Linked DNA regions of Homo sapiens: region 2 is linked to region 1. Evidence: read pairs that join two places in POLR2A ChIA-PET (ENCODE). Cell type or tissue: A673. All regions are shown on one strand. Each heading gives the region's core, and the rest is flanking DNA. Links, peaks and the distances in the headings are about the cores only.

The links. Peaks named below come from ENCODE experiments on the same cell type or tissue, not always from the same donor. Only the 100,000 strongest peaks of a DNase experiment are listed, where the experiment ranks them.
Region 2: POLR2A ChIA-PET joins it to region 1 with 8 read pairs; 3 of 35 experiments call an interaction of 5 or more read pairs at or near these places.

Annotation. Positions count from the first base shown.
Region 1 is chr6:131,037,072-131,053,143 of GRCh38, forward strand. The region is part of intron 1 of EPB41L2 (erythrocyte membrane protein band 4.1 like 2); the gene reads right to left. Among named protein-coding and RNA genes, the nearest start is that of EPB41L2, 18 kb to the right of the region's middle. In A673, for the core only: no CTCF peak of the experiment used is centred there; no DNase peak of the experiment used is centred there.
Region 2 is chr6:131,116,486-131,132,557 of GRCh38, forward strand. LOC102723445 (a long non-coding RNA gene) reads right to left here and starts at 13,876. Exons shown (of 4, transcript XR_428022.3): 1 at 13,530-13,876; 2 at 13,252-13,428. It also overlaps a transcript of AKAP7 not described here. In A673, for the core only: no CTCF peak of the experiment used is centred there; DNase peaks (open chromatin) are centred at 5,746, 6,236, 8,366, 9,176 and 2 weaker places; H3K4me3 peaks cover 1,126 bases; H3K27ac peaks cover 5,768 bases.

The sequences.
Region 1 (16,072 bases), core at 3,930-11,929:
TGTACAATAAAAATATTGCCAAAGGCAGCTAATGTATTTGCTTATTCCAAAACAAGCAAACTATTAAACAATCTGAACTTTATTACAACTTTCATTTCATTTACCGGTTTTCATCATTCCACAAGCATCTACAGAACGCTAAGCTTAGTATATGCCGATCATTGGGAATACATGAATAAATTAGGGCTGCTGCCCTGGAAAAATTTATATAAGCGGAGAAAACTGACATTTTAAGGATTTCAAAATCCAACCTGGTAAGTGCCACAAAAGACAGAGGTATTAACGCTACTTGTGGGAGTTAGAAAAGACTTAGAAAAGCTGACATATGAGCTGTGCCTTAGATGATATGACTCACTTACACAGGGCCCAGGGTTTGAAAAAAAGTGGCTCTAAAGCATATAAATGCTTATAAAATGCTTTAAGAAAATAAAACTGAAAAAATTAGTCTCAGCTATAATTATGGTAATTTTTTTTTCAAAAATGTTATTCATCTTTATACTTTGAAAACCTAAAATTTTTTTTTTTTTTTTTTTTTAAGATGAAGTCTCACTCTGTTGCACAGGCTGGTGTGCACTGGTGCAACCTTGGCTCACTGCAACCTCCACTTCCTGGGCTCAAGCGATTCTCCTGCCTCAGCCTCCAGAGTAGCTGGGACAACAGGCATGCGTCACCACGCCTGACTAGTTTTTCTCATTTTTGTAGTGACAGGGTTTCACCATCTTGGCCAAGCTGGTCTCAAACTCTTGAGCTCAAGTGATTTGCACAGCTCAGCCTCCAAAACTGCTAGGATTACAGGCATGAGCCATCGCACCCAGCCCTAAAAACCTAAAACATTTAAGGATTATATTCAAGGTGGAAAAAATCTGCAAAAATTTACAGTAGACATTTCAGAAAAGAGAGATTTATCAAGCATTATGTCCTTTAAAAATGTTTCTTGTGTATATACATACAAAAATACACATAAACAGTATCAATAAACACGTATGTGGATCTTCATTTTTATATTTCTTTTTATTTTTAATGTATTTCAGCTTGATTTGTTTTGAAGGCCAGGTACCTTCAAAATAAAAAAGAAATATAAGCAATTTAAGCAATATAATAAAATTTTAAGCAATTTATCATAGTTATTCCCTATTCAATGCCTTAAATCCTTCATACAGTGATGCAGAAAATAACTACTTCTCTAAAAATATATACTGATATTTCTCATTTAAGAAACACCAAGCCTGTAGAGTCTTATATGGGACAATCCAGTGCAGATTTTAATTGTACTTATTCACAATTCATTAATATCATGAATGAGACAGAAATGATGAATCAAATTATTCTAGTTGCTATCACCATCTGGAAAATTCATAGAATAACTTTATTTACTAGATATAACAGTATTCACAGTTAAAGCAATTTCACACATTTTTTAAATGCTGGTTCTTTAAAAATAAGTAATGGTCTACTTATAGTTATAAAAATAATCTTGTAAAGTTATTTCACAAATCAACCATGCCTCCTAACACTGAAAAGGAATACTTTTAACTAAAATACAGTATAACCTTTTATTTACTCCAAAATGTAAGTCACTGGTAAATAAACACAGAATTCCATAATACTTCTTTCATTCTTAGAGAAGAAATGGTTTTTCAAGGCACAGCATTTTGTTTTTATTAATATGGTATGCAGCTGTATTATTTGTACTGCTGCCCAACATTCAGTAAGTGTTCAAAGTATTTCAAACTGGCAATTCGTATTTAATGCCTAACAAAAGAGTCATGATAGTGACTACTGGGAGCATAAGGATAAAACTGAGCCACATTTATTCTGGGGAAAAAACTTACAAAACTGAAAAGAGTGACCATTTTCCACATTAAACTCTACATTAAGAAAAGAAAAGTCAATTTACAAAACCAACATTTTTTTTTAAGTGTCAGACAGTGACTTCCCAGAGGCTTAGAAACATGATATAAGTATTATGTTATTCCATTAGAAAACGGTTCTTCACAAATTCAGTTATACATTTAAACTCTCGATGAAACCTCATCTGTTTACCCAAACCAGAGGAAATAAAGCTGTCTGCAGGAAACAAGACAGCAGCTTATTGATCCAGCATTACAAGGTTGACCTTCTCTCAACAGAATGTTTAGCTATGTTATGTTGGAATAAAAGGCAAAGGTTAGGACGCAAACCCCTTCTCACTTCCTCTGGGTATGGACTTTGTAACTGTAAAATACGTGGGAACTCCTACATTTCCAAATTTCCAATCCTTTAATCCATGGCCCAGGAAACTATCAGAATAGGAAGAAAGTAATGAAGATGCTGTTTAACACAAAATTTAACAACACGCAAACCCTTGAAATATTTTGTTCCAAAAATAACCAAATAGCGAAACAGTTTTATAGGTAGTAAAAGATCACAGACCAGAGGCCTTAGAGATCATCTAACTTTACCCTGTTTTTCCATTTGCTGAATTAGGGCCTCAGTATCAAGGTTTCACCGTGCTCTGTAGCACTTTCCTATAATGTAAATGCTTTCTGTGCCACGGTCAATGGAGATTTGATGTTATTCCCCAAAAGAAATATTATTGCCTTTAAATAAACATACTCCTTGCTTCCAAGGCCTGACAAGGTTGTGTCAAAAGGATACAGGAGCCAGTTTGAAGAGGATGGCCAAAGTTGGGACAATCTGAACATCAAAAAGAATGCCTGTAATTGACTGAAACACTGAATATATAAAAATCCTTAAGTCAAAAATGATACTCAAAAAGAGAAACACAACCAAAAAAAAAAAACTTGAGGTAACTATTATACCAAGAGCTTATTCTGAAATTTGATAAAGGGGAAAATTAAGTATTTATCCTGCATTTCAAATAAAAGGCTGTATTTCACAGTAATCAAATAGCCCACATTAATGAGGGAAAGCTATTTTGCTCAGAAAATTGCAACCTAATGAAATTGAAGAAATAATAAAACTTAAAAATTCCATTTTAGGGTATAGAGTGTTAACGTTGCAAGAGTTCTAGAGACTGGTTGCACAACAATGTGAATGGGTTTACCCCTACTAAACTATATACTTAAAAATGGCCAAGATGGTGGCCGGGTGCAGTGGCTCACACCTGCAATTCCAGCACTTTGGGTGGCCAAGGCAGGCAGATCACCTGAGGCCAGGGATTCGAGACCAGCCTGGCCAACATGGCGAAACCCCATCTCTACTAAAAATACAATGAATTAGTCAGGCGTGGAGGTGCGCACCTGTAATCCCAGCTGCTTGGGAGGCTGAGGCATGAGAATCGCTTGAAACCAGAAGGCAGAGGTTGCAGTGAGCCGGGATTGCGCCACTGCACTCCAGCCTGGGCAACAGAACGAGACTCTGTCTCCACATAAAAAAGGCTAAAATGGTTAATTTTAGGTATGTGTATTTTACCACAATTCTTTAAAAATCCCATTTTATCACCATTTTGCTATTCCCAAAGAGATAACTGATTCAGGTAAAATCACCAATGGATACTAACACTATTATGTCAAAGACGTCAAGGAACTAACTATTTGTATGGTACCAACATCTCACTCCTCCCAGATTATATGCCAGTATCAAAGGGAAAACTATAATTTTACAACAGGGAGATCTGTCATCACCTTACTCAATCTTAGCTTCACTAATAGTGAGATAACTGCATTATGTGGTGCCTGATATGAAGCAATGTAAACCATACAAAATTGGCTATGAAAATACCCTTACCAAAAATGTTTGTTCTGAATCTAATCAAGAATTTAGATCTAAATTCTACTTACAGAAAATACAGAGTTTAGACGAATGAATTAAATACCCTCACATAGAAACAATTAAGCCAACCAAGAAAAACAAAGATTCTCCAAGACCTGTAACATCTTGCATCTCTCCAACAGTTCACCGTCATGAAAAGGGAATGAAAAAGGAAGGAGAAGAACTATTTTAGATTGTAAGTGACTTAAGTGACATAACCATAATTAAATGCAATCCTTGGCAGGATCCCAGTTTGCCAAACACACTATACAAGACATCACGGGAATGACTGGAGAGACTTTAACATAGCACAGATATTAGAAAATATTAGAGAACTACTGTCAACTGATATAATAGTGTGCTGGTTAAACGGGAAACTGTCCATGTTTTTTACAAATACATAACAAAAAAGTTAGGGCTGAAATGTGATGTTTCATAATTTAAATTACTTCAGGAAAAAACATATGGGAAAAAGTTAATGTAAGGAAATAATGTATCTAGGCAATAATCACCGATGGCTGTTAAAAACCATTAGGCAAAAAAGCTTAATGGGAAATCAAGCTTTTCCCATCAGACTGATGGATGGATCAGTCCAGCTAGAAACACCTGAGCTCACTGATCAATCTTCATGCCAAAAAGAAAACTAATCCTATATTGTATCACTTGATAGGAAGCAGTAAGAAATATACACTGATAACTAGGAAGGATTCTATACTCCTAACTCCCAATTAATCTTGAATCTGAGTAAGCCCCAGATCTACTACCAATTTATAGGAAATTCAGAAGGGAGAAACATACTAAACAGCACCACAGGCAGGGATGCAATCAACAAATTCCAGAATGTGGGAAACTCTATAGAGCAAACAATAGAGTTTCAACAAATCAATTGAATATAGAAAAAACAACACAGTTTCAACAAATAAACTGAAAGAAAAAGAAGAGAAACAAAGTACATATTAAGATACTGTGTTCAAGAGACATATAAACCAAACATAATATAGATCTTATCTGGATTCTAACTTTAACTATAGAAGCATTTATGAAACAACTGGATAAATATGAACACACATTGAATATTTGATAATTTAAGAAAGTAAGTTTTTTAGATGTAACAACAGTATTGTGGTTTTCATTTTGTTTAATGCTTACTCATCACAGACCTATTTTAAAAAGAGTGAATGAAGTGATAAACTGTGCTTTAAGACAATCCAGCATGGAATGGGGAACATGGGTTTGGAAGGTCCACAGATGAAAACTGGCCATATGGGAGTAATTAGTTGGAAGGCGGGTACGTGGGGATTCATTATTCTACTCTATGTTTGCATACACCTCCATTATAAAAAGTATTTTTTTAAAAAGAAACTCAGTAAGAATGCAGGGAATGACCCCTAATCCCAGCATCTTCACCTCATCATAGAATCTTCATCTAATACCTAGCAAAATGAGTACCAGCCAAAAGACCTTAAAATAAAAACTAGCAAAAGATTTACTAGCATTAACAAAAGAAAGAAAAAGATGTAAAACCTACACTACAAGCCTGATACAACAAATGAAATAATAAAGAAGATTCCAGTGAATAGCAGTGTGACTTCATCCCCATCTCTTAATGCACTAAACATTAGGGGAAAAACAAGGTGGTGAGGAAATGGATGGTATTATTCTGCCCTCTTTATTTATACATAGAAAAATTTCCACAATAAGTAGTAAAAACAAATGATTACAAAATCCTTCAAAGGATCACTATAGAACACATTTATTTAATTTCCCACATAAATTGGTTGCTTTCTGATTTCACATCTTCTCACTTTTATCCTTCTACTTCTAACTGTCAAGGAAGAAGAGGGGGAAAAAAAGAGTCACTAAGGATACTTGCTTACTGGGTAAGAAATCTAACTAGCAAAACCAAAAAGTTTCCATCATTGTGCTAGAAAAATCAAGACTGATTTTACTGTAAAATGTCTCACTTGAACGGAAAACCTGGTTTGTGGTACATGGAAATTACTAAGACAGCTGCTTTCTCCCTTTCTTTTTTGGAAATGAAGCTGGAGTAGAAATTCTTGTGTAATCTGTATTTGGATGTGGTGTTTGCAGAGGATTATTATCTTCCCAAATTTCTAAGTGGTTCCATCTGTTTTTATGGGGAATTTGGCTTAGGCTGATTTTAAAAATGAAGAACCAAGTAAGAAATCCGAGGCTGGGCAAGGTGGCTCAGGCCTGTAATCCCAACAGTTTGAGAGGCCGAGGCAGGCAGATTACTTGAGGTCAGGAGTTCAAGACCAGCCTGGTAAACATGGCAAAACCCTGTCTCTACTAAGAATACAAAAAAATTAGCTGGGTGTAGTGGCACACTCCTGTAATTCCAGCTACTTAGGAGGCTGAGGCAGCAGAATCGCTTGAACCCGGGATGCAGAGGTTGCAGTGAGCCAAAATCTCGCCGCTGCACTCCAGCCTGGGTGACAGAGTAAGACTCTGTCTTAAAAAATAAAGATAAATAAATAAATAAATAAATCCAAACATCCTTACATTTAGTATTTAGGTATACTCTTTGAGTGGTTTTAAGAAATAACAAAACCAATGAAGTATTAACAACAACAAAAAAAACTGAACCAGAAGATGATGAAAAGCCTCTGCATGTACTACCAATTCATAGGATGAAGGCACAGGTTAAACTACATAGGGATGGAATCAGAAAAACAGAAATTGCAGGAAGGATATAGGACAACCCAATTTCTTCAACAACAACAAAAATTGCAAGGAAATATAAAAGAAAGAAAGGGACAGAACCAATAGATTAAAGAGATTTGAAGAGACCTATCACAATCGCAATGTATGTACCTAACTTGGATCCTGATTCAAATAAGAGACTATGAAAGAAACAAAGACAAATGGAAATCTGAACACAGTGAATATGTGATGACATTAAGGATTTGCTGTTAATTTATTTAGTTATTATAATGGTATTCTAAAGAGTCTCATCTTTTATAGATACGTAGTGAAGTATATGTAGATGGAATGATGACATGCCTGGGAATTGCTTCCAAATAATATAGTAAGAAGTGAAGTGAATAGAGAGACAGATAAAAGAAAGCCAGCCATGAGCTGACAGATGTTAAAGCTGAATGGTGGGAAAGGAACGGGGAATCAATATGCTATTCAGTTTAGTTTTGTATATATTTAAAACTTTCTAAATAATGCTTTTTTTTTTTTTTTTTTTTGAGACAGGGTCTCACTCTGCTGTCCAGGTTGGAGTGCAGTAGTGAAATCACCACTCACTGCAGCCTTGACCTCCTGAGCTCAGGAGATTCTCCCACCTTAGCCTCCCAAGTAGCTGGGACCACAGGCACTGGTCACCATGCCTAACTAAGTTTACTTTGTATTTTTTGTAGAGATGGAGTTTCACCATGTTGCCCCGGCTGGTCTCAAACTCCTGGGCCGAAGTGATCCTCTGGCATCAGCCTCCCAAAGCGCTGGGATCACAGGCATGAGCCACAGCACCCAGCCAATAATGCTTTTTTGTTTAAAAAAAAATTGAAATAATGGAAATGGAAGTAAGTTAATAATGGAAATACAGTTAGCATACAAAATTCTTAAAACTTTTTAATTTAAAAATTAATTTCTAAAACAATTGAGACATTTTTGACAAAAAAGTAGAATCGTGGTAAACAAAATTCAGAATCTTTTTCATCTTCAAATAACTTTAATCATCTTAAAATTTCAGCAAGTCATAAAATGGGAATCATAAAATCTTTAGCTTGGAAGATACCCCGGTGGTCACAAAGCTCCATCTCCCACCCAGTGAATCTTCCTCCCACCTTCCAACAGCCTGTTGCCTGGGTCCTTCAAGCCTTGGGAAAGCACTCCATTCCAAGGCAGCCCCATTCCATCATCAGCCTTCTCCAACTGTTAAAAAGTTCCTCTGCTACCAGGCAGAAAACTTCCCTTCTCCAAATTTCTTAGTTTTATCCATGGAAAAAGAATTTTTCAAGTTGCAGTGACAGTCCACTGGTGAGTTGTGAAATTAAGTTTGTGGACTATTGACTGGAATTTTATTATTATTAAGTAGAAAAGAAAATCTCAGAGCACAATACACAGTAAGGTTAAGAACTAATTTGTGAAACTTGTTTCTGTTATTCATACATATATATACATATACACACATCCATACTGAATAAAGGGTCAAGATGTAAAATATATTTCTTCCAGCAGATTTTGTCAAAAACAAAATCAGAAAGGCAGTGCTCAAACACCAGCTCTCAACAAGTTGCCCCCCAGTAAGTTTTATCCCTTCAGTTATTTCTACGGCTAGTTCTTCAGGTGCTATAGTTTCTCCTCATCTCAACATCCCAGTAACCCTTCATGGACATGGTTTCCACTCGTCTTTATTGAACAAATATCTATTAGTGCATACTATGTACCCCTTAAAATGAGGTATCTAAATATTCTAAGTCAATGCAAAATAATCCATTACAGCCCACATTTTACACAAAATATTTCATATTTAAATATTCATTTAATATGAATATTTAATATTTAAATATTCATTTAAAAATGATGAGATGCTGGCAGAGATTCTTCTAAGTCACTGAAATGCAGAACTCAAGAGAAAGACTTAGCCTGGAGAGAGATATGAGTTAACAGATTAAAATAGGTAAAGTCTTGGGTGATAAAAATTAGGGCTACGAATCAAAGGCTAAGGACAGAACCCTGGGAAACAGGAAAATTGAAAGGATAGTCAGAGGAAAAGAAGTCTGCAAAGAACAGAAGGAAAAGGAGAACAAAGAGCCAAAACATGTCAGGAGAGACTCAAAGACTTTCAATGACATCCCAACAAATTTCATGTTATTTATTTCAGCCCATTTTGTAGCTAATAAGACAATCTAGGAACAGCTTACTCGGTTTCCCTATAAACTTCTGTGAAATCTGTATATCTGATAAGCAATCCTTGTTTGTTACCATTAAAAATCACTGGCAAAAATATCTTGCATAGGAGATGACCAAGGTTAAAATTTCAGTAACAAAAACCACAAGAGATTTTTTCCAAAGTTGTTTATAAAGATATAAAGATACCATGAAAACTTTATCAAATGTTTTGCCAAGATCTACGCCTATATTTTTCTTTCTCTCTTTTTTTTTTTTTTTTGAGATAGTGTGTGACTCTGTCACCAAGGCTGGAGTGCAGTGGCAAGATCATAGCTCACTGTAGCCTCCATCTCTGGAGTTCAAGGGATCCTCCCGCCTCAGTCTCCGAAGCTAATTTTTTTTTTTTTTTTTTTTTTAGTAGAGACATGGTTTCACTATGTTGCCCAGGCCAGTCTCAACCTCCTGACTGAAGCAATCCTCCTGCCTCAGCCTCCCAAAGTGCTAGGATTACAGATACGAGCCACTATGCCCTGGCTCTTTCCTTCTTAAAGAAAGGACACTTTAAATCACTTTCTCCACACACAGAGATGAATGAGCAACAGACATATAAGTTAGGATTTATTTCAGGGTACCTGAACCACCTAAGAGAAAACAGACACACAAAGCAACATCACTTGACCACCGTCACACTTAACTAATGAGTGTACTGGGACTTGAGGCTAGAACAATTGTCTTTCTATCCTCTGCTCCTTTCAGAAACAAAAGGGAAAAAACAGTATTAAATACCTCATTTGTTGAAATTCCGGTCACTACAGATTCAGGATAAACACCTACAAAAGTCTATACTCAGCAGTACTGACCAACAATAGCCCAATATTCCAATAACACACCTGCCATTTCAAGGTACTCAAGTGGAGACAAATTTTCACCTTTCGATGCTACTGTGAACGACAGGCTTCAACAGCTCCTTTTTAACCTGTCAACATTCCAGATAGACTCAACATTCCATTTCTTTTTTAAGGGGGAAGAAGGAAGATGGTAAGGTGGAGGTTATCACCTTATCCTCTACGTGCTTCCATTTTCCCGCTTCCCCTTTATAACTAAAGCTGGTAAAGGAACATGAGTAGAATCTCATCAGTGCTTTCTAGTTTCTGCATGAAAACTATCCCCTAATGATTAAATTATACCCTAATGCAATAGTGTAGTATTGGCTCTGATTCAAGATAGTTACCCGTGGGGAGGGGAATGCAAATAGGATCGGGGTTTGACGTCGTTTACATATTCTTAGGGATAATATAAGACAGTAGTTATGGCTATAGGCTCTGGAACTAGACAGCCTGGGTTCAAACCGCTGCTCCACCATTAATTGGCTGAGTGACCCTGAGCAAGTTACTTCAAACTGCAGTGCCTCAGTTTTCTTATAGGATACTTAGGATAATAGTACCTACCACAAAGAGTTACTACAAGAATTAAATAAATAAATAAATGTAAAAGTGCTTATAGATAACCAGCATGGTGGCACACACCTCTAGTCCCAGGTACTCAGGAAACTGAGACAGAAGGATCACTTGAGCCCAGGAGTTCAAGGCTGTAGTATGCAATGATCACATCTGTGAGTACCCAGTGTACTCCGGCCCAGACAACACAGCAAGACCCCATCTCTAAAAAAAATATTTAAAAATAAAAGTGCCTATAGAACAGTGTCTGACATATATTAAGTACTCAAAACATGGTGCTTATTGTTATCAATATTTTATAATTCAATGTCTTTGCAAGGAAATTATATTAAATAATTACATCTTAATTGAAAGTACAAATTAATATATAAAATAAACTATCTCCAACATAAAAATCCTGCCTGTTATTTAGGAAAAGCACTTCGACCATTAAGTGATTGTCAGCTACAGCTATAATGCCAACAATTTACACAACGATTTCTAAATTAGTGTATCATCAATGTTTAAGGCATGTACCTTCCCCTCGATACTGCCAGACAGAACCATATACAAACAGGTTGCTTTGATTTTTATAACTGTATAGTCCCATTAAAATTCAGTCAGCTAAAAAAGAATATTTTGCTTGGTCTAGTTCCAACATATTGCCTCTAAACTACGTTAGGCAAAAGAAGGGAAGAAAGAAGGCAGGGTGGGAGGAAGAAAAGAAAAAAGAAAAATCGGCTGGGCGCGGTGGCTCATGCCTGTAATCCCAGCACTTGGGAGGCCAAGGCAGGTGGATCACGAGGTCAGGAGTTCAAAATCAGCCTGGCCAAGATGGTGAAACCCTGTCTCTACTAAAAATACAAAAATAAGCCAGGCATAGTGGCGGGTACATGTAATCCCAGCTACTCAGGAGGCTGAGGCAGAGAACTGCTTGAATCTGTGGGGCAGAGGTTGCAGTGAGCCGAGATCGCGCCACTGTACCTCAGGCCTGGGCGACAGAGCAAGACTCTGTCTCAAAAAAAAAAAAAAAAAAAGAAAAAAAGAAAAGAAAAATCTAAAAACAATAAAATCTAACATAAACATAAGCAGGATTCATAGGAAAAAAAATTATACAACATCAACTTTAACATTACCTTGAGAACATACTAGAATTTGAATATCAGTTCAGATTTGGTTTAGAAATTGTTGGGGTTTTTGTTGTATTTTTTGTTTTATGTTCCTTGTTTTTAGCACTGGTTAAAGCATTCTCTATGTCCACAATGCTACATTTAGGTGAAACTGCTTTTACTGACTAAAACAATATTCAGATATTTATTCCAAAAACATCACAACAGTATGTCACAAATGATCTATTTTCTGTTATTCCACAAAATCCGTAATAAATATGAGCTTTATTTGGGAGACCAAGAAGTACATGCCAAGAAAAGGGGAGCAGGGGAATCTCACTTATTCACAAATAAAATTATATGATGTCTGGAGTTTGCTTCAAAATAAAGATGAGAGTGGGTCAGGGAGTCAAAGGGAAATACAGATGAAACAAGACTGGTCATGTGACTGGTAACTGTTGAAGCCAGGCGAGGATACGCGAGGTTCATTATACTACTATTCTCTACTTCTGAATATATTGAAAATTTTCCATAGTAAAAAGTTTAAAAAAGAAGAACACTTTTCTGTAACTGATAATGGTACATTCTTTCTTCCAAAAACACTTCGATAATCAGATACTACATGGCTTTAAAAAAACCTAACCAAACATGGCTTTAAAAAACCTAACCAGAAAAAAAAAAGTCCTTAAAAAAATGCCACATTATCCTTCACTGCTATTATGTGTTCTACACAGAGCAAGTAACACATAAATCATAGATCTATAGACTATTCTAGAATCTACCCTCTTTCGATTTAAGCTTGCAGCACTGAAGATGAAGGTAAAATGACCTCAATTGGTAGGAGCCACATCTGCACCACATATGCAGCCCACATCCACAGCTCTTCATTGCAGAGCTGCAAAAGTTTAGAATATCTTCAACGTACCTTTATTTTCCTCCTGTTTTCGGGCAGAGGGAGGTGGGGGAAGACGAATGTATTCACATTCCCATATGTGTATAATTTAAAACAGACAATCTTGGCATTAAGGAAATTAAGATGTAGGCTTTACTGATGTTGATTTCAATGGCCAAGATCCAGAAACAGTTCTAGTTACAAGTTCATGGATAAATTTGATTTCTTTGCAGTGGACAGACCCAACTCAGTACTTGACATTCTGACCTTTCCCATACACAACTTTCACCCACTTTATTAAGGAAAAAAAGTTTTCCTTTTTCTCTTTAAGAGAAGTGGATTAAAGAAAATTTTCCAAAGAAGATGTTCATTTAGTAGCTTTTCTACCAGAGTGTAGACACTTAGTAGCTTTTCTACCAGAGTCTAGAAGCAACTAAACAGAGTACTGGGAAACAGTAAAAGATTATCATAATAAAAATGGTCCCCAAAAGCGAAGGCTGAATATGAACCATTGTCTAGCGTATAACCACTGCCACATTTGCTTTTCAAATACTTGTGGAGGCATTTGGCATCATTTTCCAATAATCCCATAGGACTTTTACTTGTTTTTTCAGTAGTATTTCAAAATGTTGACACATTTATTGAACTATTTTTGGAAGACTGAGCTCTGTCTACCTTCAGGGCTCAAGACACAAATATATAAAAGCTACAGGACATCTCTTTAGCTACAAAACTTGGCAGACTTCCTGAGTTTTCCAAGAAAACTTCAACTGGCAAAAGTGCACAGTATAGAGGGAACAACTCTGGACACAAGAGACCTTGGCTGTGCCTGAAGCTCCATTAGTAACTGCTCCAGGACTTTGGTTAAGTTTAAACTCTTCGCTCTTCTTACTTGTCAGACCCGTGGTACAAAATTGTTTTAAAAATCAAATGGGGACCGGGTGCGGTGGCTCACACCTGTAATCCCAGCACTTTGGGAGGTCAAGGAGGGCAGATCACCTGAGGTCAGGAGTTTGAGACCAGCCTGGCCAACATGGCAAAACCCCATCTCTACTAAAAACACAAAAATTAGCTGGGCGTGGTGGCGGGCACCTGTAATCTCAGCTACTCAGGAGGCTAAGGCAGGAAAATCGCTTGAACCCGGGAGGCAGAGGTTGCAGTGAGCCAAGATTGCGCCATTGCACCCCAGCCTGGGCAACAGAGCGAGACTCTGTCTCCAAAAAAAAATGAAAGACTCAAATCATTTAGTATACCAACATACTCTGGGGAAATACTTTCCTTATTTATTCCCTGCAACATCTTCTATATTAATGCATAATAGATTTGAATGTCTAAATCTCTAAAACCCACTGGGCAACCAACTTAACTAACACTGATCACATAACAGGCATTAGATCATCCTGTCATTTCCTCAGACCTCACAGTCACTACTGACTCACTACAATATTCAGAACCTTCCTTTTTGTTTTACCATCCCTAAAACCCACACTCGAAAATCCCTAACATCCATACCTTCACATTAATGTAAATCCCTAATTATGTCCCACCTAGTAATGAAATTTTCACCCTTACAATATTTAACAGAACCTGCATATGTTCAAAACTTACTCTAATCCCCAAATCATATTCAAACAATATTCTTTTATTTATTTAATAGAGATGGGGTTTCCCCATGTTGCCCAGGCTGGTCTTGAATTCCTGAGCTTAAATGATCTGTCCGCCTTGGCCTCCCAAAGTGCTGGGATTACAGGCATGAGCCATCGTGCCTGGTCCAAAGAATATTCAAGTATATGTGTGACAACAATATGTCTGTCTAAAGACAGACAAACCAAGATACTCAATAAATCTAAACTAATGCTGTCACCTCTGATACATAACAAAAACAAATTTGGTGAGTATGTATTGTTAAGTCTAGTTCAAGTATATAATATTTCTAAGAGTTTATAATGAACTCCTTGAAAGACCACAGGAAAAAAATATAATACATTTACTGAACTTTTCCTAGGAAGTAGCTTCTTGACCAATAACATATCAGTCATCCACTCCCAGGCACCCTAGATGTTCACTCAATCACCTGACTTTTCTACCTCCCTCTATATAAATGAAGTTCAACCCAGCAGCTGGCATGGGGAAACAAGTATAATTTTATTATGGCTGCAGTCCTTACCAAATGTGAGTACCGTGGCAATCTTGTGGAATTTTGTTTTTAATCAATTTAAATTCCAAAATCCAATATATTTAACATGAGCTAATTTCTGTTTCCTCCCACAACCACACTAAAATGAAGTGAGAAAAGTTTTCTTACAAGGAACAAATTCACAAAAGTAAAGCAAAAAAAAAAAAAACACACACACACACACACACAACAGCAACAATGGGAGGGGTCAGGCCAGCAGATATGTCAACAAAATTTTAGAAGATGGAAAGCAGATGTACAAAGTAACTGACTTAGCAGAGCAGAGGAAGCAGAAAACTGTTACTGTTTTGGTGGGGGGCCTACGAGAAACAAGTTGATTGTTGGAAAAGCCCTGAGAGCCTGAAGAATTGGAGGTTCCAGATATCTTTGAGGACTGAGGTGAGAGAAAGAGCATCCTTCAAATGGCTTCAAAAGATGCCTTCAAAATTTGAAGGGAAGGTAATCACTAACAGAATTCTATATACAACCAAACTATAAGAGCAACCAAACTGAGAGTGGAGAAAGACATTTTAAGACATGCAAGCCTCAAGAAACTCACCTGCCATTTACACTTTTTTGGGCAAATACTAGAAGTCTTCATTAAGGAAATTAGGATGTAGCCTGTGCTGTGTTGATTTTTTTTTTCTTTTTTTTTTTGAGACGGAGTCTTACTCTGTCACCCAGGCTGGAGTGCAGTGGCATGATCTCGGCTCACTGCAACCTCCACCTCCTGGGTTCAAGCAATTCTCCTGCCTCAGCCTGCCAAGTAGCTGGGACTACAGGCGCCCACCACCACACCCAGCTGATTTTTATATTTTTAGTACAGATGGGGTTTTGCCATGTTGGCCAGGCTGGTCTCAAACTCCTGACCTCAGGCAATCCAACTGCCTCAGCCTCCCGAAGTGCTAAGATTACAGGCATGAGCCACTGCACCCAGCCACTGATGTTGATTTTAATGGCCAAGATCCAAAAACAGTTCTGGTTACAAGTTCATGGATAAACTCCTAACTTTTTGTCAATGAACCAAGATAGAAATATAGAGCCCAGAAAAAGAGGCGAAGGAATTCCCTGCACACAGTTATATAGCAATTCTAGAAATAAAACCAGTCCAGGATGATGGAGGGCCCAGCCAGGAAGGATAGCTTTAACAAAAAAAGAAAACGGAACCAAAAGATTATATCATGTTTGATCCTACTGGCAAGAATTTCACAGTTTCTAACATAGTTTAAAGCTGAACCAAGGATGGGTGCAAAGAAAACGAATAAGGAAAAGGATAAGGATCAGGATAACTTCAGGATAAAACATAAAGTTGTAAAAGAAAGTACATGTAATCAAAGCACTTTACATGACTTAGCTTTTGTATATATAAGTTGGAAATTGGAAGAGAGGAGAAAATGGGAAGAGGGAGTTAGTAAGGAAGCTAACTAGAGGTAGAAAGTCAAACAGGTATTACATTTAAAATGTAAAAATCAAGAAACAGGAGTAAGCAGACCTCAGCAAGGTGGCAGAATAGGCTTTTCTAGTGCTTCTCTGCCCCACTCGCCCTGCTAACCTCACCCCCTACAGAAACATCAATTTGAACAACTATCTACACACAAAAATATAAATTTTTTTTTTTGAGGAGTTTCGCTCTTGTTGCCCAGGCTGGAGTGCTATGGTGCGATCTTGGCTCACTGAAACTTCCACCTCCTGGGTTCAAGCGATTCTCCTTGTCTCCGCCTCCTGAGCAGCTGGGATTACAGGCATGCACCACCACGCCTGGCTAATTTTGTATTTTTAGTAGAGATGGGGTTTCACCATGTTGGCTAGGCTGGTCTCAAACTCCTGACCTCAGGTGATCTGCCCG
Region 2 (16,072 bases), core at 2,721-10,720, 78 kb after region 1:
GAGGATAACAGATCGGCCTATGGTGAGGAATCTAATAGGTGATCCCTGCATAGAGCTAAGTTTCTAATGGCAACACTCTCAGTATACAAGTGAGCAAGAAATATGTCTATCTAAAGAAGAAGACATTGAAAACTTGCCTCTCTCAACTTTTGCCCTGGGAGAAGAGGAAAAAAAATTCTCTGAGAATTCATAAACTCAACCAAGTGCTTATGTGGGTCTAAAGCCAGATTCAAGCTAGTGATGCATAGCGCTGCAAAATTTAGCAAATAAAAATAGAGCATCCGTAGTTAAACTTGAATTCAGATAAACAATGAATACTTTTTAGTATAAGTATGTCCCAAATATTGCACAAAAAATAATTTCTTGTTTATTTGAAATGTAAACATAACTGGATGCCCTGTATTCTATTTGGCAACCCTACCAATGTAGTATGAAACGCCAAGTAAGGAATTTAAGTTGTTCCAGGTTAATAGTGCCCCCTGGTGACACAAATAAAACGATATTCTTTTTGGAGGAATGCAACTTCAAACCAGGCTTCAAAGAATTTCCTCAGATAAAGATCGAATACAAGCTCACAATGAAAAAAAAAAAACACAAAACATATAAGAAATAAAGGTAATGTAAGTATGAACCAGAAAGAAAGCCAGAAAGGTTATTATAATAAAATATGCAAAGATTTCAGATATTAGAATGATCAAATATAGACTAGAAAATAATGTGGTTAGTATGTTTAAAGAAGTAAAAACCTGCAAACAGGAACAATAGACTAGAAAAAATTCAAGTAGATTTGAAAAAGAACCAAATGGATGGCCTAGGAATGAAAAATATAATACCTGAAGTTCAAAATTCAAAAGCTGGAGAAATAGCATATTAGACAAAGCTGAAGAAAGGATTAGTGAACTGGAGGAAACATTTAATGGGCTTGTTTAAAATTACGCTCAGAGAAACAAAGAGTTGGAAAATACAGTAGTCCCCCTTTATCTGAGGGGAATATGTTCTAAGACCCCCCAGTGGAAGCCTGAAACTGCAAATAGTACTAAATCTTACATATATAAGACTGTTTTTTCCTATACATATGTACCTATGATAAAGTTTAATTTATAAATTGGGCACAGTAAGAGATTAACACCAATAACTAAAAATAAAACAGAACAATTGTAACAATATACTATAATAAAAATTATGTGAATGTGGTCTTTCCCTCTCTTTCAAAATATCTTTTTTTTCTTGGTTTTTGAGACAGAATCTCACTCTGTTGCCCAGGCTGGAGTGCAGTGGCACAATCTGGGCTCACTGCAACTTCTGCCTCTAGGGTTCAAGTGATTCTCATGCCTCAGCCTCCCAAGTAGCTGGGATTATAGGCATATGCCACCACACCCAGCTAATTTTTGTGTTTTTGGTAGAGAAAAGATTTCACTATGTTGGCCAGGCTGGTCTTGAACTCCTTACCTCAAGTGATGCGCCTGCCTCAACCTCCCAAAGTGCTGGGATTACAGGTGTGAGCCATCACACCTCGCCTCTTTCAAAATATTAAGATATATTGTACTGTTCTGTGAGTAACTGAACATGGAAAGTGAAACCACAGAGAAGGGGGAACTATTGTATAGAGAGTCTAAAGGGAATTGAGGACAAAGTCAGACTTCGTAACATAATTAGAGTTCTGGAAGAAGGAAAGAAAAAGATTATGGGGAAATAGACAATAATAAAATAGCAAATGGGTGCTTTTTCTAAACTTTTGAGAGATACCAGTTTTCAGAATCAGGAAGCCCAATGTTTTCAAGCAGAATAAGTAAAATAAATTCATGCTTAGATTGCTAAAACTATAAAGCTCCAAAGATAAAGAGATGATTTTTAACAATTGTCAGAGAGAAGAGAGATTATAACAGCATATAATTCAGGGCAGTAGTCGAAGTTAAAATTTTTGAAGGTCCTTGTGTTATTTGGGGAGAAGGTAAAGACATTAACTTTAGATTTTTTTAAGTATGCCTGTTAATTATTTAGGATAACTCCTTTAAAACAATCAACATAGAGAATATCACTTCCAAATTAGAAGAGGAGAAAAAATGGAATGAAGGGGTTGCAGGGGGGACGCAATCAATCCAAAATAAGTCAAATACATTGGAGAGGGGTCAACAAACAAGAGCCCAGTAATTGTGGAGAGTACACCAGAGGCCAGGGTTGAGGGATATAAAGTGCTAAGCCCTCCAGACAGTGGAATGAAGCCAATGATGCGTTTCTTCCTTTTGTCCGATTACATCAAGGTCTTGGGGGCAAACACTTTGAGATTCAACCCTGGGATCTATGAAAGTCACATTTCCACAGAGAAAATGAGGCAAATATTGATTAAGAAAAAAGAGAAGGCTGGGAATGGTGGCTTACACCTGTAATCCCAGCACTTTGGGAGGCCGAGACGGGTGGATCACCTGAGATCAGGAGTTCGAGACCAGCCTGGCCAACATGGCAAAACTCTGTCTCTACTAAAACTATAAAAAATTAGCTAGGTGTGGTGCACACACTTGTAGTCCCAGCTACTCTGGAGGCCGAGACACGAGAATCCCTTGAACCCAGGAGGCAAAGGTTGCAGTGAGCCAAAATTGTGCCACTGCACTCCAGCCTGGGCAACAGAGCCAGACTGTGTCTCAAAAAAAAAAAAAAGAAAAAAGAAAAAAAAAAAGAAGTGTAGTTTCTTCAAGGCTTTGGTCAGGAAATTGCTAGAAAATCAATTAATTTTTTTAATTATCTGGAAATTTCCTGGATTTGCTACTTCACATTTTTAGCACAGATGAAATGAGGCCTCGGTGTGTGAACATGGATCAGTCAATTCATCATTTATTTTGGAAAAAAAATCAAATCTGTCCTATGTGCTAAGCAAAGTGTTAGACTCCCTTAAAGTGTTAACTATCTCGTAAGAGAATTATTTATAATGAAAGCTAAAATATTTTAATCACCCCAAAAGAGGTAAAAATAAAGCAGAGGAAGTTTTCAGAGTAGAAAGTATCCTTATTTGGTTGGAAAGATCAGATGAAGGGGATATATGAGATGGTCATAAAAGGAAAGACTGAAACTTTTCCTTCAGGTGATACAGAAGGCATTTTAGGTGAAGTGAGTATCATACACTACAATATAGTTGTTGGACATCGTTTTCAAAGATAGTTAGGGAACAAAAAATTATTAATTTGATCCATTTGAAAGATGTTAGAGAATAATTATCAATGAGAAAAAAAAAGTGTGTAGAAATGAATTGTGGCAGGCCTCAGATCCACAGCTGAAGAGCTCATACTTAATTTTACAGGAAACTGTAATAGTATGGGAGGCCTGCCTCTAAAGCTTTTCACAGATAGAAATCCGGCTTTCAAAGTGATACCCTTAACCACTTCGCCATGCTGCCCCTTGAACAAATGATGCCTATTTACAAGACACAGTGAGTTTTTGGGAATTTATTAGGCATTTGATAAATATTTGACCAATAGAAAAATGTCAGCACTGCTGATGATTTAGAAAACATCAAGTAAATAATAAACCCAGTGTAGTAAGGGCTTTGGGGAAGCAGATGCTTTTTATGCTACTTATTATTCTTAAAAAATACAATAAAATAAAATAAAGTAAAAAAATAAAAGTTTCAGGGCCCTGATGAGGTCTACTTGGTAAGTGGAGCGCCTGAGGAAGCCTGTAGCTTCAATCATGTATGGTAACCGGGTGGCTGAGCACCAATCTGGGTTGTGAGGAAATAGGGGAGAGGTATGCTGGGCCACATCCCAGCCTAACACGTGTGAGATTCCTTTTAGGAACTAACCTCATTAGCTACAAGGGTCATGCAGAGGCAGCAAAGCCTGGTGCGATGAGCTCAGCCTTCACTCATTCATGAACACCATCACTCTTTTATTCAAATCTGTATATGGCTTTTTTGCTTTTTTTTTTTTTGAGACAGAGTCTCACTCTGTCGCCAGGCTGGAGAGCAGTGGCGTGATCTCGGTTCACTACAACCTCCACCTCCTGGGTTCAACAATTCTCCTGCCTCAGCCTCCTGAGTAGCTGGGATTACAGGCATGTGCCACCATGCCAGGCAAATTTTTGTATTTTTAGTAGAGACGGGTTTTCACCATGTTGGCCAGGATGGTCTCGATCTCTGGACCTCATGATCCACCCACCTTGGCCTCCCAAAGTGCTGGGATTATAGGCATGAGCCACCGTGCCCAGCCAGCTTTTTTGTTTTAAAAGTTAAATCCATTCTAATTACCCAAGCAATGCATGAATTCATTATCCTTTTGAGAAACTAGGTTGTTATAAAGATACTGTCATTCAGCTACCAACCACTCCCCATTCCTGTCCCTTCCCCTCTTAATGGCTGTTATGTTTGTTATACTTCCATTTAGACTTTAATATTTTTACATACATATATGAACTCATTGGAAATAGTGTGTTTAATGCAAATGGTATATTGAATTGTTTAGCAATTTGTTTGCTTTGCTTAATGATGTTTTTGAGATCTGTGCATGTTAGTTAATGTAGATCAGTCCATCCTCTGTAATTGCTGTATAGATTGTCATCATATGACTACCATATTTTACCTACGCAAAAAAAAAACCAACAAAAATAAACAAACAAAAAACCCCCAAAACCCCATAAAATGGAACATTCCTCTTAATTTGATAAATTTACTTTTGGTATATGGATCAAGAAAATGATACAAATGAAAGAGAAAAAAATCCAAGGATATTTGTAAGTGGATTCTACTGGAAATGCTCAAGATTTGGGGACTGGTTAAACAAATGATTGCATATTAACACAATAAGGCATTATAATATAATACAAATTATTATATATATAAAATACCTATTTGAGAGAGATATTTGAAAGATATTAATTAAAAGTGGCATAGTATTATATATGGTTTATATATATATAAATTATGTCTATAAAATTTACTGTTACTCTGAAGTGATAAAAGAATGAAAAAAATCAGAGGACCTTGGGTAATTAATATTTTCTTTCTTTTTTTTTTTTTTGAAATAGAGTCTTACTCTGTCACTTGGGCTGGAGTGCCGTGGCTCAACCATAGTTCACTGCAGCCTCCACCTCCCTGGGCTCAGGAGATTCTCCCACCTCGGCCTCCTAAGTAGCTGGGACTACAGGTGCACACCACCACGCCTGGCTAATTTTTGCACTTTTTGTAGAGATGGGATTTGTCATGTTGCCCAGGCTGGTCTTGAACCCCTGGGCTCAAGGGATCCACTTGCCTTTGCCCCTCAAAGTGCTAGGATTACAGGCATGAGCCACCATGCCTGCCTTGTAGCTAATACTTTATAGTAAAGGAATTTTTGCAGTTTGGTTGGCTATAATTATTTTGTCTTTCACTATATTACTAGATCAATCAATAGACAATGAAGATATTTGCCGTTTGAAACCACACAATATTTAGACAAAGAGCTTTTAGTTGGACCATGTATTCAAATAGATGACCATCTGTAAGGAAATATTTTACTGTGTAAGGGAAAATAGACTCAAATTTCCTCCCACTCTGATTCTATTTCTCTCTAGTACTCTTAAAGTTTTACTACTTTTTCCACTTCTTGTATCTTCTAATTCTTACAATATTCAAAGAAAACCTCATAGTGTAATTGTCAATTATACTCTAATTGGAATGCAAATAAGATTAGCATTGCCAGTTAAGGCTTGTATGATGCCTGTTTTAAATATCAATTGCACAACTAAAAAACGAGGAATACTTATGCCAAATAAGCAATGAGATGACTAAGTTGAATAAGATGTAAAATCTGCTAGCCCAGATATTAATATCCTATTACTATAATCTATGTTAATATCTTCCTGAAAAAACAATTGTAACACACATTTTAGAATGAACAATGAGAAGTTTGAACATAAACTGCATCAATAATTTCCGGCACGTTAGGAAGATAATGAAACCAACAAATAGTAATATAGAGCCCTGATGACCCAGAAAGTGAAATTTGATATCGCTCTTAATATTTTCCTTTTAGTATTCAGAAAATCTTACCAGGGAATAACAACAACAAATCATCAATGAAGAATGGTCTATTGGAATGTATAATGATGGTTTATATGATGTATATGATACCAAAAATAGTCAGCAAAACACAGTTTCAAACTAAGAAATCTTGTGAAATAAACTATCAAAGAAGAAACTAATCCCTAGCACTAATCAAATTCAGGAAGCCTAATTAGAGCTGTTAAGCCTAATCTGCCAATCTGGCATTTGCTCAAAATGTGGTCAGGAACACTAACTACTTCAGTGTATAAAAATAGAGATTATCTCAAAATCCACAATATAAGACATCATTATCTTCTGAGTAAATAATACAAGCTAGAGTATACCTCGTAATAAGTAAATGATCTCTTTTATTTTAACTGAAGAAAAAGAATCAATGTTCTGGATGTAAATGTCCTCAACAGTGTTTATTTCTTATTCTTGGCCAGAAAAGAAGAAATGCATTAAGTATGTAATAATTCAGGCAGCTGACAAAATGTAAAAAAAAAAAATTCAGATTCTAATCGCAAAGATAGTGAAGGTCTTCCGTCTGCAGCCCTCTAATTTTCTAACTTTATATACCCTCTCTCGGTGACCTCATCCACATCCATAGTTTCAATGATCACTTGTACACCTATAACTTCCAAATTGCCAAGAGTCCTTCCTCAGTGTCTTCCTCTCCTCCCAGCAAATGACTTCACTTATTTCCATCAAGCAAATTGACATCTTTAGAAAGTAGTTCCCTTAATCACGACCCATCCAAATACTTACCAGGACCCATCTTTCCTTAACTTGCTTCCATCCTGTGTGAGATCACTGCCTTCATTTGAACAGACTCTATAGCTCTCACCCCCATTATTCAGTTTTGGTTTTTTTGGTTTTTTTTTTGACAGAATCTCACTTCATCACCCAGGCTGGTGTATAGTGGTGCGATCTCAGCTCACTACAACCTCTACTTCCTGGGTTCAAGCAATTCTCCTGCCTCAGCCTCTCAAGCAGCCAGGACTACAGGTGCGTGCCACCATGCCTGGTGGAGTTTTTAGTAGAGATGGGGTTTCACCATGTTGGTTAGGCTGGTCTCGAACTCCCGACTTTGAATGATCCACCCGCCTCGGCCTCCCAAAGTGCTGGGATTATAGGCATGAGCCACCGCGCCCAGCCAGTGTTTTTCCTTTTCTGTCTCTCTTTACTGGTTCCTTTTTAGGATTTAAATAGAATTTAGCTCAATGTCACTCCCACCTCTGAAGATCTAGTTAAAGGGACTCAAATTCTGATGGCATGTGAAAGTCTAGCCCCTCCCTAAGATTTCTGCCAATTCTTAGGGGTTTATAATCACAGGACTCTTTCAGCCTCTAGGCACAGGGGGTCCTCGTGTGCTCTGTGTTTCTCAGCCATCTCCTTGGTTTCCAGAACAAAATCATTCACAACTAAGAGTGGTGAACTTAATTATTGACTTTATTGAAGGTATGTGAGATCCAGGGAAGGATCCCACTCCTCAGCACACACTGTCCGCCATCCTGCTCACTCCGCTCTCACCCCTCTCTCCATTCTTCCACTCCTCATCCTCTTTGTTCTGGGCTTCTCTGGGAATACCCAATTCACTCTGCTTCTAATGTTCTGGCATCAGCCAACTCTTTCTCTTTCTCCACATTATCAATTGCTGAGTTTCACTTACTATTGTCTTGCAAACTCTTAACTCTATCACTTTTATTTCATTTCTAGGCCAACACTGTTGTTTAGATTTCTGTCCCTTATACTTGGATTATTGTAGTATGGCAGTGAACTAACTGGGCTTGGGGCTTTGATTCTCTGTCCCCTCCAATAAATCCTGCACAGACCTGAAAGATGTGTCTTTCCAGAGTTATCCTTCATCATGTCAGTTCCAAGGTCAGAGTTCTTGAACAAATTCCAATTCTGATGTAATAAAGTCCCATTTGCCTAGCCTGGCATTTAAGACTTTCCATAATCTGGTCCCAACCAAATTTTCCAGCCTTGTCTCCCAGTCCTCCGTCACTCAAACCAGCCAAACTGGTAGACCCACTCTCTTTAGCATCTACCTGCACAGTCCTGTCTTCACAACCCTGGAATGTATTGTGCCCTTAATCCACTCATTTTCAAATCTGGTCTTAAATACTACCTCCCCTTCCAAGCCCTTCCTGGCTCTCTAACTGAGGGGTTTCCTGGGATATGGGACGTTCAGTGCTAAAACTGAACAGTCCTGGGCAAACCAGGACAGCTGGTCACTCTGCCTGTGATATATTCAGCAAAAGTCCTGAGGGAGAACAGGGAGGCAGTGCTTTCTCGTGGTTGCCTACTGTGGAAATTCAAAATTTTTGTGGCAGAATTGGCTACAGAAAACTCAAATGAGGGAAAAGGAAGGTGAATGAGAACACTTGTTCCACCTAATAATAGGCCCAGGCTGAGACCTTAATAAACTAACTGACTTCCTTTCTTCCTTCCTTCCTTCCTTCCTTCCTTCCTTCCTTCCTTCCTTCCTTCCTTCTTTAGTTCCTTCCTTCCTTTCTTCTTTCCCTCCCTCCCTCCTTCCCTCCCTCCCTCCCTCTCTCTCTTTCTTTCTTCTTTCCTTCTTTCTTTTGAATTAAGAAGAGCAAGGATGAATAAAAAGGTGCATTTCAAGTAAAGGAGTTTTTAATAAGGATCTAAGTGGGTGGGAAACGTACAGATCTTAGGAGTGAGAGGAAAATCTAGATAGGTAAACAACATTTTCCTTTTACTGTTACTTTGGAAATAACCAGAATCAGAGCTGGTCACTATTAGGAAAAATAAATGAACACCAAAAGTTGAGGCCAAACTTTCTGGAGGATTTTCATGCCAAGTTGAAATTCAAGATGAGTTATAAAAGTTTGGTACAACAACAGCCGATTAAGCAGTCAGGGAATTGTGTTAGAGATTTGTAACATGCACATGTTATATTGTTTGAGAACATTAAGATCTGTTATAGAAGAAAACTGAAATTAATGAACTAAGATGTGTTACACATAGATAACTGGTTAGTAAGTAAAGTATGTATGTATATGTTAAATGTAGATGCATGTTAAAAGGGATGGAATGATAAAGAAATGCCTAATAATCATGAGTCATTGCATATATATGAGGCCCCTGTGGCCAGATGTACTTGTCCTTGCATCCTTCCAATACAGCAAGTGGCTTAGGCAGCCTTAAATATATGGAACCCTTTGTTCAAACCTGAATTCTGGTCCTTGTAACCACACCACCAGCAGGGAAGGCTAATGAAGCAGCAGAGGGAGACAAGATGGATGAATATGGAGTTCCTCAGGATTCAGGTAGTGTGGCCCATTCATGCCACGAACATCCAATCCTAAGTATATTAATGTATGCTGCTTGTTTCCCCCTTTTCTCGCTATGTGTTTTAAGTTGATTTAATAAACTGTTGATGTGAACAGTTTAATTTGGTCTTGAAGTCTTTCATTTCCATGATCTCTGTGATAGCTTGTCTGGCAGTGGACTTGGAGGCTATGTGGCATTAGGATAATTTTCTACATGACATGATTTTAGAAAAATGTTCTGTCTGCCATGAAGGTGTCCTCTCTCCAATTGGCATTGTGTTATTAAATAAGTAGTCACTTTAATAAATAAGTTATATTTCTGGACAAATTTGAGGCTTGAGATCATTTATAATAATTTATCTTGGTAAACACATTTATGGCTTATTTTTGGTTGCTCAGATTATTTACATGTGACAATACTGTAATTGAATATGCTGGCTGTCTTTTCTTTCTTGCTTACTTTTTTCTTTTTCCTTTTATTGAAAATAGGCAGGGTACCAAGAATTACTAATTACAATATTCCTTCATTTCATGGGTAATGCTTGAGGAATGAATTAGCGATGCAAATGTTGAGTCGATATCCACAAATGTAACAAGTTTATGATGCTAGAAGTAAATGTCCACAGGTATTATTAGATTTATGAGCAGGCAAAAACAACAGCCAAAAGGCCTTCAAACCTCCAAAATCTCCATCCTTGGCTTCCATTAGAGTTGACTCTTTAAGATTAGGTTCAATCTCTAGAAAGTTCATTAAATAACTAACTCAATAAACATTTATTTAGAAACTCCTGCATACTAGACTTTGGATGGAGACTATAAAATCCCTGCCCTCATGGAGAAGCAGGGGAAAGAAGCAGCATACATTAATATACTTAGAATTAAATGCTCGTGGCGTGAATGGGCCACACTACCTGAATCCTAGGGAACTCCATATTCATGCGTCTTGTCTCCCTCTGCTGCTCCATTAGCCTTCCCTGCTCATGGTGTGGTTACAAGGACCAGAACTGAGGTTTGAACAAAGAGAAATCGGAGTAATTTAATGGCTAAGTGGCTGCCTGCATATCAGGTGTACAGAGTGTTTTCCTGCCATTATTTTTGCCAAAATAATTCACTGGGACTTAGTACATGAGCATAGTTTAGTTTGTGAGATTGACTGATGAAAAGTATGACCTGAGAAAAAGAGACAGGGCAGGTAGATTTGTGGGGAAAATAGACCTGGAAGTTCTTTTGTTTCATTTTGCTTTGTTTTTTTTTTGTTTTTTTGAGACAGAGTCTGGCTCTGTCTCCCAGGCTGGAGTGCAGTGGCGCGATCTCGGCTCACTGTAACCTCTGCCTCCTGGATGCAAGCGATTTTCCTGCCTTAGCCTCCTGAGTAGCTGGGATTACAGGCATATGCTACCATGACCGGTTAATTTTTTTGTATTTTTAGTAGAGATGTTGGCCAGGCTGGTCTCTAACTCCTGACCTCAAGTCATCTGCCCACCTTGGCCTCCCAAAGTGCTGGGATTACATGCCTAAGCCACTGCATCTGGTCCCAGACCTTGAAGTCCTTGACCATAGGTTGTATGTCATGATGGCACTTGGACATTTGATTTCTTTAGAGAAAAAGTCCCTATCTCATAAGATACAACCAAATAAGTTCAGAAGTAAAGAAGTAGAAGCCACTATAAACAATCCATAGAGGAAAGGAAACATTTAAATGAAAGGGAATGAAAGGAAAACATTTAAATCATTAGAGCAAAGAAATAAAACCACTAAGGAAAATTAATACATAAGACTACATACAAATTTTCAAATTCTGCACATTATAAACTTCTATATACGAATTAAAATACAAATAACAAACTAGGGGAAATGTTTTCAGTATATATGACAAAGTATTTAAAGTAATCGATTTTCATTCTACCAGAAAGACATGCACACATATATATTCATTGCAGCACTATTCACAATAGCAAAGACATAGAATCACCCTAAATGCCCATCAACAGTAGACTGCATAAAGAAAATATAGTACCTATACACCATGGAATACTATGCAACCATAATAAAGAATGAAATCATGTCCTTTGCAGGAATATGGATGGAGCTGGAGGCCATTATCCTTAGCAAACTAACACAGGAACAGAAAACCAAATACTGCATGTTCTCACTTGTAAGTGGGAGCTAAATAATGAGAACAAGTGGACACAAAGAAGGAAACAACAGACACTGGGGACTATTTGAGTGTGGAGGGTGGACGCAGGGAGAGGATCGGAAAAAGTAACTAGCCTCCTATCAAGGTGGCAAAATTATATGTACACCAAGCTCCCGTGACATGCGTTTACCTATATAAAAACCTGCACATGTACCCCTGAACCTAAAATAAAAGTTAAAAATATAATAAAATAATGGATTTTATAAAGTAGTAGAAAAAGGTAAACGATTTAGAAGAAAAATAAGCAGAAGCTTTTTATAAAGAGAGGTGTGCAAGTGGTTACGAAACACATGAAATAATATGCAGATTTATTAATAATAAAAGAAATAAGAGGTAAAATAACAGCCATTTGAACATTGTAAATAGAAAATGAGGGTTAGTGGGATGGATAATAAACTTTCATGAACTGCTTATAAGCATATAGATTTGCATGAAGTTTTTGGTGGATAATTTGGCAACACATTTCAAAAGGCTTGTAATAATTTAGAATCTATTACCTATCACACCTCCTTCTGGGAATTTATTTTAAATAAATAATTTAAGGCTGGGTGTGGTGGCTCACATCTGTAAATCCCAGAGCTTTGGGAGGCCAAGGCAGGCGGATCCCCTGAGGTCAGAAGTTTGAGATCAGCCTGGCTAACATGGCGAAACCCCATCTCTACTAAGAATACAAAATTAGCCAGGCGTGGTGGCGTGTGCCTGTAATCCCAGCTACTCAGGAAGCTGAGGCAGGAGACTCATTTGAACCCAGGAGATGGAGGTTGCAGTGAGCTGAGATCATGCCATTGCACTCCAACCTGGGCAAAAAGAGTGAAACTCCATCTCAAAAAAAAAAAAAAAAGGAAATAATTAAAAAATTTAAACTAATTACAGAAAAATGTACTTATCATAGAATTATTTTTAACACAGAAAAACTGAGATGAATTTAAATGAGGTTGAACAATGACATTGGCAATTGGTCAAATACATTATGATATATTTATATAAGGATATAATATGCATGATTGAGCTGGGTGCGGTGGCTCACGCCTGTAATCCCAGCACTTTGGGAGGCCGAGGTGGGTGGATCACTTGAGGTCAGGAGTTCGGGACCAGCCTAGCCAACATGGTGAAATTTGGTCTCTACTAAAAATACAAAAATTAGCCAGGTGTGGTGTCAGGTGACTGTAGTCCCAGCTACCAGGGAGGCTGAGGCAGGAGAATTGCTTGAACCCGAGAGGCGGAAGTTGCAGTGAGCCAAGATCATGCCACTGCACTCTAGCCTGGGTGACAGAGCAAGACTCTGTCAAAAAAAAAAAAAAATGCATGATTGAAAGAATAATATAAAATATAGAAGAATGCTTAATGACATGAGAAATTAGTCACAATATCTTGTAAAAGACAAAAGTAGCTTATGATGCCATAATGTGACATGATTTCATTTTTATAAAATATATGCTGCAGGAGTATGTGTTTATATGTGTATGTATATCTATGTCTAAAAAGATACAATTATAGATAATTTTACATTTTATTCCATAAGTTTTTCTGAATTTAAAAATATCATAAAACAACATGTTACTTACATAAAATTTTAGATTTGTAGTTAGAAATATTTAAAATAATTTAAAATGTTGCATTCTGTTATTAAATATTATCAGGCCCTTCAACTGTGTCTGACTACTGAAATAAGTCTATTATTAAATAGGTGTAGTGCTTTCTTAAAAATATTATACTCAAACATTAATTGAAAAGCTTACATGTTAAACACATATTCTTCTTCCAGCAAAATGAAATGTCACCCCGAGTTACCTTGGGTCACCAAGGGTCCCAGTTAGCTTTGTACTGATATTTGGCCGTGTCTTGTAGAACTGCATGATGTCATCCTTTTTTGTAACCATTTGCAACTTTAGTTTCTATGGGGACCAAGGAACATCCTAGGGCAAGAATTAAAACAGAGTCAATTGTTTTGGTAGAAATTCACTAGGTCAGGACCGTATCACAGAAGAGAAATGAGGGACCTGAAGAGAGAACTCACCATAAAGAAAGGAGTCGGGCAGGGTGAATGAGTCAATTTAGTAGTAGTTCCTGAAAGTCAGAAATGGGTCATGTTTCAGGAACAGTGTGGCAATCTGAACCTGAACACTTCCCATCCAATTATTTCAGCAATCATTGTACCTTGCCCTCTGGGGGAAATGGGGCAGTGTCTGTAAAGAAACTTGCTGTATCTCAAGGAATTCTGTAATTCTTATAGGTCCCAAAAATCTTCTGTGATGCAGCTCAACCTGCTCTACTCTTAGCAGAGTGTAATGTGTAGGGAGAAGTTGTTCTTTTCTCTTTTTTTGAGATGGAGTTTCACTCTTGTTGCCCAGGCACAATCTTGGCTCACTGCACCTCTGCAACCTCTGCCTCCTGAGTTCGAGCGATTCTCTGCTCCAGCCTCCTGAGTAGCTGGAATTACAGGCATGTGCCGCCACGCCTGGCTAATTTTGTATTGTTAGTAGAGACAGGGTTTTGCCATGTTGGTCAGGCTGGTATCAAACTCCTGACCTCAGGTTGTCCACCCGCTTCGGCCTTCCAAAGTGCTGGGATTACAAGCGTGAGCCACTGTGCCCAGCTGACCTTGTTCTTTTCATTTGCAAGAGATGTCACCATGAAGACTGGGAGAATCCACTGTGGCCAGGTGAATTAGCAGGCAGCTGATGTGCGCGAGGGCAGAGGACTTTCCGGAGTCAAGATTGGACAAATGGAACTCAGTGAAGCAAGGGCTGGGAACAGGTGGTAGCTTAGAATGATTCATTAGATTAGTTTTGCCAGACACCACTTGGAAACCCAAAAGTATTTTGGAGGAATTTCACAAAGGACTGGCGTCTTGGCATGAGTTGGTAGGTTCATTTAGCTATTAAGATTTAGATGTTAATGTTATACTTGCAGTTGGCTTTGCAGGGAAAAAAAGAAAAAAATAGAAATTAAAAAATTTTTAAAAAAGAAAAAACATTTAGATGTTAAAGTTAATGTTGGCTAATTTTTAGCCTTAAGCTGGAGAAGCTTGTTCAGGCGTGAGCAGGTATATGCAAACCTATCCTGAAGGGTTGTGGGAGCTGAGAGGCTGAAGAAAGTGACTGACAAATCCAGTTTTTCAGAAAGAAATATTTAACAGGGTCTTATGAACCAAAGTGACTCTCCAGAGGCCATGAGATTACACATCCTCGCATCCACCCTCCAGAAAGTATTCTAAGACTTGGGCAGTTGGTCCCATCTCAAACTTATGACCACTGGGGAGGTCAGATAAGCATCTTTATGAGGGGTTGTCTATGCTAGATGCTTGGTTTAAAAACCTTGCTGCAGAACACCTTTGCATGCAGGAGCCAGACATTGCTCTTCATGGAGGTTTTGCTTCAAGATGGCGCCACTCTTGCCACGCAACAGGCTGTTTGCCAACAAAACTGTAGGACATTAAGATTACCCGTGATATTGTTTCTCTTTCTTTCTTTTTTTTTTTTTTTTTGAAATTTATCTGGGAGTGCTGCTTTATTTTTTGACAAATCTGAGTACTTAATGGATCTGGATGCTTATAAAAGTTTTATTCATTCATTGAATGTCTATTCATTGAGAAATCTCTATGCATTTGGGAATACGAAGACTTTAAAACATAGTCTTTGCCTTCTAGTGGCGTAAAGTCTAATGTATGAAACAGAAAAATGTGGCAAAAGGGATGGTCAGAGCGGGCACAAGGAGTATTAAAGCCCTCAGGTGGAGTACCTAACCCAAGTAGAAGGGTGGGGTCAGGGACTGTTCCCCAAAGGAGGTCACTGACAGTTCCTACTGATCTTGACCATAGCTGCGGTCCCCTGTGACAGCAGTAGGACAGTTCAATGTACTGATGTGGGAAACAAACTCTATTTAATAACTGCTAAATGGTGCTGAGAATGAGTTAAGGTTAGAGATAATCGGCAAACTGACATAGAGGCTTAAAAATCTTAAAAATCCCTATAGGATGTTTGGTTATTGACAGAACCAGTTAATATTGAAAATCAATTAAATAGATAAATTCGGCCAGGCGCGGTGGGTCACAACTGTAATCCCAGCACTTTGGGAGGCCGAGGCGGGCGGATCATGAGGTCAGGAGATCGAGACCATCTTGGCTAACATAGTGAAACCCCGTCTCTACTAAAAAATACAAAAAATTAGCCGGGCGTGGTGGCGGGCGCCTGTGGTCCCATCTACTCGGGAAGTAGAGCAGGGAGAATGGCGGGAACCCGGGAGGCGGAGCTTGCAGTGAGCCGAGATTGCGCCACCGCACTCCAGCCTGGGCGACAGAGCGAGATTCCGTCTCAGAAAAAAAAAAAAAAGATGAATTCATAGGTATTAATTTGTTTTATGAAAGCAAAAAAGAACCAGGTTGCCCAATGCTTTAACGAAGGTTCACCTGCAGCACGACTCATGAGGGCATGGATCCTCTGGTCCACACTTCCCTCTCCCTCCGTATGTTCTGCCCATTCCTCCCTGACTATTAGTACACAGCCCTTTTCTCCCCAGAGGACAATATACACTGGCACAGTGCCAAAACAACTGGATTGG